2 separate regions of the Mus musculus genome follow, and region 2 is linked to region 1. Evidence: chromatin loops called from intact Hi-C (ENCODE). Cell type or tissue: heart. All regions are shown on one strand.

Region 1 (8,000 bases):
ATTTACTTGGGAAAGTGGCTGGACAGCATGTAACCGAGAGGCAGATCTAGATGTGGGATCTGGTGATTGCCGGTGAACTACCGTGGCTGGAACCGTCAGAGCGCCGCCCTGAGCTGCCTGAACAGACCTGGTGTTTATGCCTAATTCTGCCACAATGCCATCCTGGCTGCAGACATGCTTTCTCTCTGGCCTCTCTCCTCCCATAAGCCTGTGCCAGGGCTGACTGCTAAGGGTGCTGCCATTTACGTTGGCCTGGATCTAGGTATCCCAGAGAGGACTTGGAAGGGTTAACATCAGAGTGTTCCTTCTGCATATCCCCTCAAATGGTCACCTCCTTTTGGAGACACAGCATCACTGGGTCAAAGTTGCATTGGCTCCCTGAGTAGGTCTTATGCTCTTTGTCTTCTGACCATTGCTTGGAATCGTTCACCTCATCTGTCCAGGTTGTGTTTGGCCTGTGGAGCCCCATGGTGTGGCCGAGAACCGTGCTGTCTGAGGTGGGGTTAGCTCCATGCATCTTACACTCAGTAGCAATTGGGTTGCTAAGCCATAAAACGATCGGCTATTTTCCTGACTGTACTCTGTTTTCTCTCATCAAAACCTCTTCATCTTTTCACCATGCTGAAGTCTAATTGGTTTTCTTTCTTATCTTTTATTTACGGGATTATTACCATTCAAGACAGTGGCTTGCGTTTATCTTTATTGACTTCCATTGCATGTAATTGGGCCATCCATCCAGTTTGCCTATATCATTTTGGATGCTTCGAATTGTCAAGTGCCACAGATCTAAACGATGTAGAAGACTCCCACTTTAGAAACTCCAAGAGTTCTTATGATTATGTTGGAAACAATGGCAAAATTCATTTCTTTTGTATTTTAAAACATATTACCTAAAATTGCTTGCTGAATAGATTGGAAAACAACTCTAAAAGTAGCGTTTCAGTTAAAATACCCATCAGGACAATTTTCCAAGTGGATTTCCAGAATCACGTGGATGAATGAAACAAAACCAATAAAAGGGTCTTTTTCTCTACCTCTCCCCACCCCCCACCCCAACCAGCTCCTTATCAGCCCTGGGCATCTTTCAGCTGCAGACCCAGGCCTGGCAGCCACACCTGCCCTGGTGGTCACAGGCATAGGGATTCTTGATGACACTTTTGGCTTAAAAGCTAAACCTCAATCTGAAGAGTAAAAAGCCAGGCGGCCGTTCCTCACAGCGGGAGTTTCTAGCCAGCATCTAAGCAGACACACAAGTTATTCTAAGTAGAAATGTGTCCATAAATGTCACAAACTGTCTCCATTTCCCTTTATCATCCTCTAACAACCTCATCAAGACTGCATGATTATTTCACGAGGCTGAGGATACTGGCACTCACTGCCACAGCCCAGCAGGAGTCCTGCTTGACCTCTGCCTTACACGGACCTAAGCACAAATGGGCCACATTCAAGGGGAGGAATGCCAAGGGACACACTGGCGGAAGACAGTTGTGACTTCTGCCTGGAAATAACATTGTTGGGCTGTCAGTCTGCATGAAGCCATTGTTTTTCAAAGTCATGTTGTTGGTGCCAGTTGCCAATGGTGCTGGACACCTTCCTGCAGATGAAACTTTGGAGCAGGCTTCTTCGGCTTTCCTTGTTTCTATATGGGGTCCTGCAAGGAGGAGTAGGATGCTCACCCACCATCAAGTTAGGGATGGCGATGTCAAAGGTGAACCCTGATGTGGTCATGTCTGCAGGTGCAACTAGCTTTTTTTCTAATGTCTGGGCATGGGTCTACTTCAGGGAGTGGGCCAATGACACTAGCCCTCTGAGAATGCCCCTGAGGAGCTGGGATAAATTCCAATGGCCAAGTGGCCATTACCATTACCATCCCAAGCATCTATATATAAACCATATTACATCATACTAGAACCAACATTGAGCTCAGGCTGTCCTCTGCAGGGACCACATAGGTAACAGACCTAAGGAAGGGATTTTACTGCTTCTCTTAAACAAAGGCCCCGAAGCCACAGAGAAAGCACTTCGCTCCACAAATAGCCACACAAGGTCCCCAAATATGTTTCCTTTTTCTTGGTAATTAGCTAAAGATGAAATAATGCTTGAACACTTCATAATCTTAAATTCATAATATTTTACTTAATTAAAATAGGTAATTTAGAAAAATAATTGGTAATTGCTGAAACCTCTAATGCTGATGAGAACTGAGCTGGAAGTGTTCTTTCTTCACAAATTGGTACTTAAAATATAAAGTTCCACACACAGCTGGAAAGTGCCATCGTAATTTGGCATTTATGTTCAGTAACTATCATTAAACCAAATAAACTGAAATTAAAGAAGAAAGACGGTGGGCTTCAGGACACATTCAGGGCAGATGCCAAGGGCTTCAAAGTATAAATGTGGCTTTCTAAGCATTTATTAGGAGCATTGGAGAACAGGCCTAGGAATTTCTTACACATTGCTTTTATTTTATACTCTGCTGTGAAAATACAGCTTTGGTAATATCTGAGTTCAGGTGGAGAACAAGCTCAGTGGAAATTCTCCTTCACCACAGAACAGTGCGAGTGGGCAGGCTTGGAGTGTAGATGTGCGTTTTCAAATGAGCCTTTTCCTTCCGACATCCACAAACGCTGGTGCTGGCTTGAATAGAGGCAGAGGAATCACGGCTGGAAAAGAAAACCAGCCTTTTTGCACATTTTATTTTTTTCTTGAGGGAGGAAAAAAAACCCTCCTGTGACATTCCATACCACAGCAGAGACTCGTGGTAAATTCACAGGAAAACCTGAGAACAACACACCCTCTGGAGAGCTTATTTGTTTAGTGGGAGGCTGTCTTTTTCAGTCCTGGAACAAAAGTCTGTTGACTAGGATGGCAGAGGGAGGGAGGAGGGCAGGCCACTCTATGCGACGGAATTTGTTATCGCTTTTCTACCTGGCAACACATTAAAAAAACGTAAGATTTCAAGCAATAGTCTAAAGAGCAAGGAATTAAAACAAAAACAAAAACAAAACAAAAAGCAAAAAGCGGTACAACAAACATTTGTTCTGGAGGAAGATGGGGGGCGCCAGCTCCAGCAAACACGGCTCCCAGATAAAGGCGCTGTCTCTCTCCTTACAAATACAAGTCCAAAGTAGTTACCACACTGGTGCTGTCGTTAAAGGACAGTGAGCATTTTTCAGTTCTCATGACTTTTATTTCCTTGGGAAATAGAAATTTGAAAGAACAAAACAGTTTGATAAATTTCAATCTTAAGAAATTTACTTTCAAAAATCATTATTTTAAAGAGAAGATCTGAAATAGGTTTTTTAAACTTCTGGGGCAGAATGAATACTAAACTGATACTGATATAATAAAAATCATGGGTAATAAATATTTTCTTTGGTCATGATTTTCATTAAATTCATTATGAGAAATATAAATGTAGCCAATATGTTTACTGCCTGCTCCATGCCAGTCACTAAACTAGAGAGGGGTGAGGTGGGGAACCCCTGGCACAATTATCAAGGTCACCTACACAGAGGAGAAAGGACAGTGTGATGTTAGGAGTACAGATTGGAACTGTATCCTGAGTGCTAGTAGAAACACACAGAGAGAGTGAGTTCCGATTTTTAAAATCCTTTTTGTGGGGTGAGAGGAGGCTGACTGGAGCCTGAAGCAACTCCTCGAGAAGGTGGTATTGAGTTGACCTTGAGGTCCAGCTGGTGGGAAACAGACAGGAAGTGGGGCGAGACAGAGAAATGGAGAGGCAGTGAAGGACAGGAGTGCTCTGAGGAGCGCTGGCCACCCAGAGGGACACGTCTGTGAGGGGAGGCTGTAGCTAGTTGGAGACTTGACCCAAGTGGCCTGGTAAGGATGGGTTTGTGCCTGCAATGCTCCAGCGTCCTCCCAGTGCCACCCACTGACATGGACCTCAGGATTTACTGGGTAGCTATTGTTGTTAACCTTTTTAAGAGATGGTAAAACTGAGGTGCTGTGGTGGGCAGGTTGGACTGTGTGTAAAGTGCTCCATAAGGCTCAGAACAGCAGTTGTGAGGGTTCTCAGAGGTCCCTGGTCCAGAACGGCTCAGTTAAATAAAGTAGCAGTTTGCTCCTGTTTGAGTAGAAATAATGACATAGTGCCTCATGTTTGTGCAAGGGAACAACATTCTGCCCAGCATGAACTATGATGGATAACAAAGTATTACCACCTATCAACTTTCCAAATTCAATCAGGAGCTCGTGGATGCATGGGTGTATCAAAACCGCATCAGGAAAACCAGGTTGTGTGGTTCCCTGAATACAGCGGACCAGAGGATGCTGCAAGCCTCCTTTGCATCACCAACAAGGTCTGGAGGTACCTACTGCCCATTGTGGGACCACTGCTGTTAGACCATCTGCCATCTGCATCACGAGATTGACAGGTGATGGACTCCTGCCTCTGTCCCTGAGCTAACTCAGTGTGTCACCACAGCTTCATGCAGCCCACTGAACAGCCATCCTTCTGGGATCCAGCTCTGTGTCTGGAGCCAGTGCTACACTTTTAAGCAGCTTGGCGTTTTGAATCAGCCCTGCACCTCGACAGCCCGCAGCTGGGTCTCTCTGTTCACACATAACTACCTGCAGGGACTCTCTTAGCATCTCTGCCATCTTTCAGTCTTTGTCTTCTTCAGGAGGGTCCTTGCACTGCTCTGCTTTAACCCTATCCTGCAGTCTAGGTATCATCATGCAAAATGTAATATGAGGTCTGAGAGTTCTTAATATCAATTAAGACCGAATAAAGAACCTGTGTTTGTCAATGATAGGAATATCAAACGAAATCAAAATACCTGGAAGATTAAAGAAAAATGACACTGATGTGGCTTGAGAGTTTAGTTGCCCTTCAATGAACTCCAAAATAATCCCTGAAAGGCATGTGTATGTCGACCTATGTTTCTGACATAGCTTGCTCACGGCAGGCACACATTAACCTGTCTAGTGTCATGAAGACGTGGGCGATCTCCATTACCACAAGATGGTAGGTGTATCTGGAAAGCCAGTGGCCTCAGGAACACTGTCAGTTTGTGGGTTGAAACCAGGAAGAGGATCAGAAAGGGAGACACATAACTAACTCACTTCTTAGAGAGTGTGGGGGTGGGCCTCTGCGTACTTAGGGAGATAGGCAGAAAGAACGGGGACATCTTGGGTAGGAGGAGTCTGGATATCCTGGAGTCAGAGAGAGAAATGGAGATCAGATTCAGCTTTCCAGTAGGTAAAAGAAAATGACCAGACCCAGGAGAGAAGGAGGCCCAGGGTCTGCACAGTGGCAGTGGGCATGTGATAGGGATCCCAGACTGGTGTGAGGGAGGGCCAACACGTTCTGGATGTTGTGAGGGCTGCAGAGTTGTTAGTAGCTGATGCTTAGTAGGCCAGAGGACAGAGAAAGAGCAGAGTCACCCCACTGTGGGTTAGGATGTGAAGAGGAATCACACAGGTAGCAAGGAAGGAAGAAAAAAACTTGGGGACAAGGAGGTGCTGACAGCTTTGTGAGAGGAGCTTCAGGGAAACATTTATGAGGCGAATGGAAAAGGAAGAAAGCAGCTTTCCAGAGAAGACAGTGTTTTCTAGAAGTTTATCAGCGAAGGGGGATGAGGCCAGACGGACTCAGAGAAGGCCTTTTGGAGTTCACAGAGTGCAGAACAAGACCTGCATAAAGCCCTGTGTCAGAAGGATGAAGGAGTGAGTCTAGCTTCTGGGGCAGAGACCTGGGAAAAGGGCTCCAGGCCCTCTCAGCCATGCTGACCTCTGGAGGAAGCAGGTCCTGCTGCCTCTGCTGCAGAAAGGAGGTGGTCAGGGATGGCAGAAGACCCAAGCAGCCTGGGCCATGGAAACAGGAACAGGAATGTGGGGGAGGGAAAGGTGCCTGCCTGCAGTTGTGGAAGGCTAGGAACCATTCTCTCCTTCCTGAGCCAACATTGGGGACAATTTCTACACAGATGTTCCAGGAGACATTCTCCTCTCTAGGGGACACCTGGGTGTGGCATAGCAGTCAGGTGAGAAGCAGCCGGCAGAGACCCAATTCAAGTTGCCAGTGAGATGATCTCACTGAGGGCTCCTGGTGCTGCGTAGGCTTTTATGTTCTGTTAAAATACAGACACAAGAAACTAGAGCCAGAGAGAAAGAGCCAGAGAGGTAATTCCTTCCCACCTTTGGGGAGCCCTGCTGCAAATGTTGGGGTGCTACCCCTCTACTCTTAGGGAGGAGGTATGGATTTTGAGTGCTGTTGCCCTAGTCTCCCTAAAAGCAGCATTTTAAAGGGAATGGTGTCAGCTCAGTTAGACACAGCTCTCCTGGGCCAGAACAGCATTGTCCTCCATGCGAGACGCTAACCAGGGCTGGACATTTTGACTTGCATACATTTAAACCAACCTCCAGGTGACACTTTGCAATGGAATCTCGCATTGGATGTGCACCTTTCCATATCAAATCTTAAGTGAGTTGTATGCTGAGAGAAAAGTGTAGAAATGTTCACAGAGCATGTAGTAGGTAGCAGGCACTGTCTTAAGTACAGTGGACAGGTAAGAGACGGGCCTTCACAGGAGACAGCTACAGGATCTGCACACACGGAGGCTGCCAAGCTGCAGCAGTAAAGAAGGAAAGGAAGCCAGGCTTGGTACTGTATACTGGCAGTTCAGCACTTGGGAGGCTGAGGCAGGAGGATTGCTATTACAAGGCTGAGGCTGCAGAGTTAAGTTCCAGTCTAACCTGCACTGAAGAGTACAGACTCTGTCTCTAAAAACAAAATGGGGGACAAAAAGAAAGAAACCTATACAAGGAAAAAAAAAAAAGACAAAAGTCACTTGATCAGATTAACTCCCTCACATATTACTACGATCTGTGACAGCAATTTTCTCGCATGCCTGCAGATAGACTGCAGAGAGCAGACAACCTTTATTCCCAAGAGTAAGCTTTCTGCCTGATTTCAAATTTACAGTGAGACTAACGGAGCAATGGAAATGAGCAAATCTCTGGCATGGAGGAGACATTACTGTGCATCATGGGAAGCAGGAGGCACAATGGCACTTCTGGTGGTGGGCAGTAAATGCATCTTAATGAAGGTGTGAGTTCACCACTACTCTGGTTGTTATAGAAGGACCCAGGGGAGAAGCCAGTGAGGGCTGAGTTTTGCAGGACATGTGGGGCTTCAGGGTGGCGGCTTCCCTGAGGCAAGGAAACATGAATAAAAGATTCATGGAGAACAGCAGAATATGCGTGAGAGAAAAATATCTAAAGCAGTGGTTCTCAACCTTCCTAATGCTGTGACCCTTTACTACAGTTCCTCATGTCATGGCGACTCCCAACCATAAAATAATTTCATTGCAACTTTATAAACATAATTTTGCTACTGTTATGAATTGTAATGTAAATATCTGATATGTAGAACCCAAGGGGGTCTAGACCTACAAGTTGAGAACTGATGACCTAAAGGGAGAAAATTCCACTTATATTGTCAAAGACTTTCACCGATGTCCTAAGACAGTGCTTATTTCCCTTTGAAGGAATACAGATAGCTACTGATATTGGGAGAGGGGAAACATGTAATTAAAACTGAACTTAGGGAAATTTTGACATCCTGGATATGGTGAACAAGGAGACAGGAGTGTCTGGGAGAAGTTCAGAGACCATGTCACAGTAGAAATGGCAAGAAGAATTGCCACATGACAGTTCTTGGCAAGGAGAACACAGCTGAAGAAGCCAGAGTGGAAACCTGAGTACTGAAGTGTAAGTCACCTTTCTTTAACTTGGGGCTGGACATACGCCTGTATGATGGTGTTGCCACGAAGATTAAGAGTAGGAGAAGAGGGCGGTAGATGCAAGTGTCTTAGCATCATCTGGTAGACTCCCTTACTTTTCTGTTTTTAAAAAACTGGTGTGCATGTGTGCGTATGTGAACCGTTTTCCTAAGCATAGCATTCCACGCTTCCTCTCAGTTGTGGCAGGAGCACTGGCAGGAGCACTGGCAGGAGCACTGGCAGGAGCACTGGCAG
Region 2 (8,000 bases), 1.5 Mb after region 1:
ATCTATCAGAGGGCAAAGTCCCTGAAGGAAACTGATTCTCTCTTCCTCAGCAGCCATTGGCGGCCACAGTTTTTTTCATCTAAGGATGGGACCTTGTGTAATTTCCCCACTCCCATTGGCATGTTGGCTGCTGGGGTCATTATGCAGATCTGGTTTAGGCATTTCATCCTTGCAGCTTATTATCATATAAAAAAATGCTATCAGGCTGGAGTGGTGATTTGGTGGTTAAAAGCACTGACTGCTCTTCCAGAGGTCCTGAGTTCAGTCCCAGCAACCACAGGGTGGCTCACAACCATCTATAGTGGGATCCAATGCCCTCTTCTGGTGTGTCTGAAGAGAGCTACAGTGTACTTACATACATAAAATAAATAAACAAATAAGATGCTATCTCAAAAAACAAACAAAAAAAAAAAAAAACTCCAAATCCTCTGGCTCTTACCTTCCTTCTCCCTCCTCTATATAGATCTTCCCTGAGCCTTGGGTGTAGGGGTTGGTTGGAGATACACCAGTGGGCACTGGGCACACCACAGTTACCCGTTCTCTGCATCTTGAGCAGTAGTGAATCTCTGTAGTCATTTCCACGCTCTGCAAAAGAAGCTTGTTCAATGAAGGGTACAATGGTAAGAATTTAGGACACCGTAAGAAGATATATTGATTTAGGAAAATGCCAGCATGGGTTCTCTTCTCAAATATACAACCTCTCTGGCTGTGGGTAGTTGGCTAGATTTTACAGGCATGAACAGGTCTTAGTGAGCCTATTGTGCAGGCCTTAAATCCACGGAGATAGCCATTGGTTAACCCTGTGGTGTACGTGCCATGATTACACCATAACATATCAAGTGCCCCACTAGTCATCGACATGCTTCTTAGACTTCACGTCTGGGTAGGACTACTGGCTGTTCCTCCTCCTTGGCAACTTGCACCGTGCAATACTATAAAAGGCAGCCTTCAGGGATGGGGTATTCTACCAGGTCAGAACCAGCTCAGCCCCTCTGAGTTCCGTATCCAAAGTGTGTAGTGTCTTCACCACCAGGCTCTTACCTTCAAGTTCCAGGAGGCAACCATGGGTGACAGCAATAACCTGTACCATTTGGGAGGCCTCTTGGGTCGCCCTCAGCAGCTACTGAAAGGGAGGTTTTCATCGTCTCTCATTCTCATTTCCATCAGATAGTTTATGGAATGGGGATGGGGGAGAGGGGTTATCACTCCATATGGTATAATTCCATTTAAACCATTTACCCAAGTAAGATAATGTATGGATAAGGATAGACTATGTCTAACATATCATCCTCCATAAAGGAGCCCAATTATTTGGTTATCTAAATAACAGCACTAACAACCATTATCATGCATGAGTCACTGGGTGAATATACAAGTCTCTGTCTGTTGTATAAATGCTGTGCTTACATTCCCTTATTATTAGAGACTTACTGAAACATTCCATCCATTTCAACATCCATGGTATATGTGTTCTCGGTAGGCAGCAATGGGTAGCAGAATTTTTTGTTTATATTGAAATACAGTATAACTCTACTTCCTGTCTCTCAGAACGCCAGCGTCCTTCACAAGCTAAAACAAGTAGGAAATGCTTATGGGGTCAGGCAGTTAGGGCTGAGGGACTGCCAGGCCAGGAAGAGCTAGCTCTCACTGCGGTGCTGAAGTTCTGGAAGCAAACACTGTGTGGGAGGCCTGGAGAAAGAGTGAATTGTTGTTCGCACCTCAGCTTTGATTTGGAGACACCTGCGAGAGAAAATGCCTCTCTCTCGGTACTTGCTGGTTATTTTATTTCCAGAAAACACGCTTGTTATTTTAGCCGAGGTAATTGCCTGAGCTCCGGGGATGATTTGTCATAAATGAACAGTGACATCTATAGGTAGATCAGAGTAATACGTATCTGTAGGAAAAAAAAAAAAAGCAACTGTTCTCAGTTGTTATATGACCGCCCAAAATAATGTCAAATGCTTCTGTTTGAGAGAGGAAAGAGGTAACACTAGAGTTGAAAAAAAAAAAAAAAACTAAAACGACACAGAGACAGACAGGTAGATAGAGGCAGAGGACATTTCTGGACAAAGGTAAGTCGGAAATCCCTGGGGTTTCTGACAAACCGGCTTGTCTGTTGCAGGTTCTTCTGTGCTGGTGCCAAGTAAGAATTTTGGCTTCAGTCACCAATTTTTCTTCTCTCCTTTGGTTAAACAGATCGATCAGCAGAGGCTGCTCCAAAGGCACTGTTCATTTAAACCATTTACATAGCAACATTTCCAAAGTTAATCCCCCACCCTGCTTCGGCAGCCTTGAGATTTAAGCATTTCCATGGATCTGTCCGATGTCTTCTCAGGACAGCTACCAGCCCCCCGGCTGTTCAGTGAGAATAAGCCGGTCTAGACGCAGTAGCTATACAGGTGGCTACATACTCGTCTTGTTACCCTCTGCCAGGTGCCCATGAAGTTGGCTGGATCCCATGAGAGGTGGCTGCAGTCCCCAGGGTTTCTGAGACCCCTGATAGGTCACACTGCTGTGGGTCAGGGGCAAACCCAGCAGCTAGATTGAGGGCAGAAAAGCCAAGTTTCTCTCTGTCCTTGGCTAAGCTTCACCCAGGGCCCTGTGCCCGGGGAATTTATTGCACATTGTTAATTTACAAAAGCCTGCGCCGTTGGCTTAGGGATAATTCTGCTAGGCTCCACCCAAGAGCTACCTAGCAACAGCTTGCATAGCTGCCTGCCAGGTGCAAGCCAACCTGGTGTGTAAGGAGGACTGCTCACCTACTCCAACTCCCTCTTCCCTCCCTCTCTTTCTCTCTCTCTGCCCCCCCCTTCATGTGTGTGTGCCCTTCTCTATCTCCACCTTCTATTCTCCTAATTCCCCACATGTCCCTGGCCAGCCTTGTCTCCTCTTCCTCTCTCTGTCCTTCCTTCCTCTCTCTTCTCTCTCTGTCCTTCTCTACCCCCTTCGTTGCTCTGCCTTTCCCTCTTTCCAGGTGCCCCTCCATTCCCCCCAATAAACCTCCTTTTGTACAAGGCCTGTTGCCTGGTGGTGATCCCTCGGGGGAACACCTTAGCTGCCCCTCTGAGGTGCTCCCTCCTGCCCTATTATACTGCCAGTTTACAAAACACAACACACACTTTCCATCCAATGAGTCTGGCTGTTAAAACCCAGAGGTGGTTGAAACATTTGATTGACAGATAAAGTCTCCAATACCTGGGAATCACAAAGGCCAATGACTTCAACTTTCTTATGCCTAAGGAACCCCCCCCCACCCCCCCCACCCCCCCCAGCTCCTGGGAACAACACAGCTTCATTTTCTCTTCCTCCTCTTATGAACAAATCCCATCCTCAGCATTACATGAGAAGGTCAGTTCATATTCTTTGAGTCACAGATTGAATCGGGGACACGTGGTCATGAAGCCATCAGATGGTTTTCATAGGCAAACAAGTAAGACCTGGTTGCCATCAAAACTGTGCACCAGCAAACACAATCTGTTCAAGGCTCAGGAGAGGAGGCAGAGTTGCTGGCCCCACTGGTTCCCTGGCTCATAGCTCTCTCTCTCTCTCTCTCTCTCCTCTCTCTCCCTCCCTCTCCCTCTCCCTCTCCCCTCTCATTTCTCATTGCTTCTTCTACAGACATGGCTTCCAATGCCATACATCCCATCCATCTCCCCCCCCCTATATATCCAACACATGCTGTGCGTGTAGACAGGCAAGACCTTCAAAGGATGAGCCCCGGCAGGAGGGGTTGGAGCCTGTCAGCATGACAGCACACCTCCATCAGAATATACATAGCATTGAAAACCTCACTCATAGACACAGCCAGATCATGGATGCTTCTGCTCTCTCAGAGGGATAATGAGAGTACCCAAGGAGACCACCTTCCTTCTTGCTCCAGTCCATTAGACTCAGGAAGCCTTTGTCATCATTATGAGCTAATGTAAAAAGCTCATCTTTGTGAGAGAGCAGGCAGCGGTGGACCGGGTGGAGAGGAGACAGAAAAAGAGCAGTTCTTTGCTGTGTTTGTATGTGTCAGGCTGCCTAGGTTCTCCAGCATCCCTTACCTCATCTGCTCAGCCAATCCATCCTTACTGGGTACTATCTGTGCACCGGGTACCAGTTCTAGAACACATTTGAAATGCTTTGGGGATCAAAAGAGCCAGACACTGCTGCCCTCTGGTGTTCACAGTGGAGGAACGGCCACAGGACAGTAAGTAAGCCAGGTGGGTAATGATGGACTGCGGTCGGCAGACCATGCTGTGAAGGGTGAGAAGTGACTGTCTCAGACTTTGTTGGGCCACCGGTCAGCTGAAGTCACTCAGTCCCACTGTTCTTGTGTGGAAGTGATTGCAGAGTGGCCATGACCCAAGGAAACATGAAGGAGTTCTTCTGGTCCCCTAAGTACCGCCATGTGACCTCGGTGGAGGAGAACACTGAGAGGGAAAAGGAAGGGTTCCCAGCAGGAAATCTGTGAGCATGTGCAAGAGCAGCTGGAGCACAGCTGGACACAGCTGGTCAAGGCCAGGACTTGCCAGTGTGCCTGCAGAGCTCCAGGACCTCCCTAGCTAAGGGTTGGTAGGGTCAAGCCCTGGCCATGGCTGAGTGCACAGAACACAGATGACAAGGGACAGGGGCACAGAGGCTGGCGAAGGTTCTCACTGAGTGCTCTGGAGCTGCAGGAGAGAGCGCCAGCACAGAGGAGACACTCGGAAAGCCCTATTCTGACTGCTCTGGGGTGAAGGTGTTTGTGCCCCTTCTTGTCCCATAGTTAGACCACCAAGGCCGCCTAAGGAAGGCCTTCTAACCTTAGGTCAGAAGAAACAGATTTCCCACTAATTTCCCACGTGTGCACACTACACTGCCGACTAAAGACCTCCCCACGCTGCCCTCTGTATCCTGCTCTGCAGAAATCGGCCTCACCTGGGGAGGGGTAATTTGTCTTTTATGCCTGTTGAGTCTTGAGCTTCATCAAGTGAAAAATGGTTTTTTTCCATTAAAAATACACAGAGAAGGGGAAACCAAGAAGACATTTAAAAAAAAAAAAATATATATATATATATATATATATATATATATATATATATATATCAAGCTCATCGGCACACTGTAAAGTGGCCATGAAATACCGAAAACGCCGCTGAACAGAAGGCTCGCATTACCTGCCTTTTTCTGCTTCTTAAAAGAAAAAAGTCTCAGCCAAAAGTCTGGAAGTTGGTATACATTTTTCCATAGCTAGTCTCCTCAATGAGGTTTCAGCATTCAGAACTCTGGTCCGGGGAAGAGAAGGGAGAACACTGTCGTAGTAACTCTCAGGGGAAGCGGATGGCTGTCAGGGACCATCCAGACAGCCCCCAGGCTTCTGCTATCTAAGCAGAGCCTGGAAGGCCAGGACCACCCATAGAGTTCCACCACCTGACAGTGACGGAACACTCACCAGCTCAGGCCTGAGAAAACAGTCTTCAGGCAGAGGATGTGGTGCTGCAAAGCCTGGGACCTTAGGAGCTGCCTCAGTCGTCCAGAACATGTTGCTTTGTGTCTCCTCTTCCACTGTGATCAGAGGAGGAATGAACCAGGATCAGTATATGCCCCTGGGAGTCCCTTGCAGCAAAGAGGGAGGATGTGCACATTAAATTATGTGACGTTCCGGATCCTCTCACACCAGGAAAGGGGATGGCAATAACTCTCTCCTCCTGGCCTCCCGTCTCAGGCCCCATCCCCTCACTAAGTCCTGTCTCCTCCACTGCTTCATCTCCTGCGTGCAGACTCTTCTAAAGACAACAGGAGCAGAGGGCCGCAGGGGGGCCACCCCATCTGCCTTCACATTGTAGATACTTCTTCCCCACCCATCTCAGGACAGGTTCCCCTTTTAAAAAGAAATTAATTCACCCAGAGCTGGGGCAGTCTCGTATATCAATTGTCTGGCACCATCCTGGTATCCATGAATGACCACACAGCTTCTCTCTCAGCTTGACTGACCAGGGAATAATGGAACCAGGAAGTCCCTGGCCTTTTCTGGCTGGCCAGGCTACAGGTAGCCTTGAGACCCTCCCAGTTGTTCCTTTCCCAGTCTGTTGTCATCTGAGACAACCCTAATACCACCCCCAGCTACTCGTCCTCCTGCCTGCCCTGAACCCCTCTTCTCCCTCAGGTCTTACTGCAGCACCCCACTCTGGCTTCTATCCCCCAAAACAAGGTGCCTGGGCCTTCGTGATGCCTCCACTAGCTTTAGTTGATGAACCGATTGCTTGCTAAACCCTTCTCTACCCTGTTGCACATGTATATGTCAAGCTTAAATCACTTGATGAAATGTAGACAGGAGACATGGGGGCAGAAGATCAGCAGTCGAATAGAATTTTTAAGTGATGGGACCTTCCATACTATGCCTCAGAGGCTCCTGTCCAAAAATTAAATAATTCCCATAAATAAATCAGAAAGGTACTTCTGACCTCATATACAGGCTCTCTGCCCACTGGTGTTGTATAAGGACTGGGAAAGGTTCTTGTAGCTCCCAAAGAAGTCACAACTTGGGGCTAGAGAGATGGCTTGGTGGGTTAAGAGAGCTGACTGCACTTCCAGAGGACCTGGGTTCAATTTCTAGCACCCACCGGGCAGCTCACAGCCACGTGTCACTCCAGTTCTAGGGATCTGGTGCCCTCCTGCAGCCTCCACAGGCACCAGGCACTCCTGTGGGACACAGACATGTATACAGGCAAAAGATCCATACAGGTAAAATAAATAAAAATAAATAAAAAGAGTCAAACAGCCAGGATTCCACTCCGCTCCTGAGGTACCCTAGGATACACATTGAGAAGCCAGGGGAGAACTGTCTGTCCGTCTGTCTGCTCCCCAGTCTCCCACTAAAGCCAGAGACAGGCATAGTTGAGACTTCATAAGCATACATGGAGTAAAGGGGCATATGAGACGCCCTATTGATCTACTCAGCTCTGTTATCACCATGGTACCCAGATTCTCTGAAGGAGGGGGTCTCACCAGAGAAAATAAATCTTATCTCACAATGAGACCAGAATTTACAGTTGTCCTGGGAAAGCCACCTGGTTTGTATTGTTGCTTCAGCATCTATTGCCCTGCATGATAAAGTAAGATAGGGGAGTCAGCACTGGCCTGTACCCATGACCAAAACAGTGTCAGGATGGGCCTCTGCTTTCTGCCTTCCTCACCCCAATACACACCTTCCTGTCATTCTGAGTGGGTGGTAAGCCCGCATTGTTTGTTTTAGGAGCTTTCAAATCCTTCTGAGGATTAAACATTCTCTCTGTGCTTGAGACGGCTGCCAGTGGTGCCCGTCCTTACCCCTCCCCATCAGCACCGGATCCTCTCCACTGATTTCTTTCCCCACCTTCTGTACAGTGCCCCCACCCCCATCTGCTTCCTCATAATGCTCCGTATGGCCCACATTTGAGAGCCAGGAGCGAGGCAGCCAGGAGCTGGCAGTGCCGGCTGGAGGGCTCAAACAGCTGCAGCCCACTTGCAATTGATCTAGGAGACCCTAATCTTCGCAGAACGCTGAGCACAGCTTCTCGCAGTGTGACTTCTCTTACCAGACTGAGAAATGACCAGAGGGTGGTAGGTGAGGGCAGGGCTTAAATTGCAGCCGCACTAGCTGCAGCTCCCACACATAGGCCGGAAGAGGACACAGCTGCTGTCTCTTCTGGAACAAGACCACCAGCTGAGGCCCACTCCTACCACCCCCAACTCAACGCCATCCGTCTGGTTGCCACACGCTGCTTATCTGCGCATGCCAGGTGCCAGCATCTTCGAGATCCTTCCCTCCAAGGGCAGCAGACACTGGTGTGCCAAGCCGCAGACCCAGCAGGGCCATAGCACGCCCAGAGCCTGCACCTAAGATCTTCCCCATCCTGGCTCAGGAAAGAGAAAAAGGCATGAATGCCCAACTTAACTCTCTTATTTGTAACACACATAAGACAGAATTTCATCTCCCCATGGCAAATGCTCACAAAATAGGTTTGTTTGGTTGTTTTTGGTTTTGGGGGGGGGGG

The links. Peaks named below come from ENCODE experiments on the same cell type or tissue, not always from the same donor. Only the 100,000 strongest peaks of a DNase experiment are listed, where the experiment ranks them.
Region 2: it touches region 1 in a loop (2.9-fold over the local background); 2 of 42 quality-filtered maps call a loop at or near these places.

Annotation. Positions count from the first base shown.
Region 1 is chr17:10,517,102-10,525,101 of GRCm38, forward strand. The region is part of intron 4 of Pacrg (PARK2 co-regulated); the gene reads right to left. All of the region lies in intron 2 of Gm16168 (a long non-coding RNA gene), which reads left to right. It overlaps Gm52294 (a long non-coding RNA gene), which reads right to left. Exons shown (of 2, transcript XR_003952283.1): 2 at 1-8,000. Among named protein-coding and RNA genes, the nearest start is that of Gm16168, 28 kb to the left of the region's middle. In heart, a CTCF peak has its summit at 3,040; no DNase peak of the experiment used is centred here; H3K27ac peaks cover 868 bases.
Region 2 is chr17:11,970,992-11,978,991 of GRCm38, forward strand. The region is part of intron 9 of Prkn (parkin RBR E3 ubiquitin protein ligase); the gene reads left to right. It overlaps Gm46604 (a long non-coding RNA gene), which reads right to left. Exons shown (of 6, transcript XR_001782243.2): 2 at 5,417-5,529; 3 at 440-1,894. Among named protein-coding and RNA genes, the nearest start is that of Gm52293, 56 kb to the right of the region's middle. In heart, CTCF peaks have their summits at 1,861 and 4,168 (motif pointing left); a DNase peak (open chromatin) is centred at 4,390; H3K4me3 peaks cover 379 bases; H3K27me3 peaks cover 3,860 bases.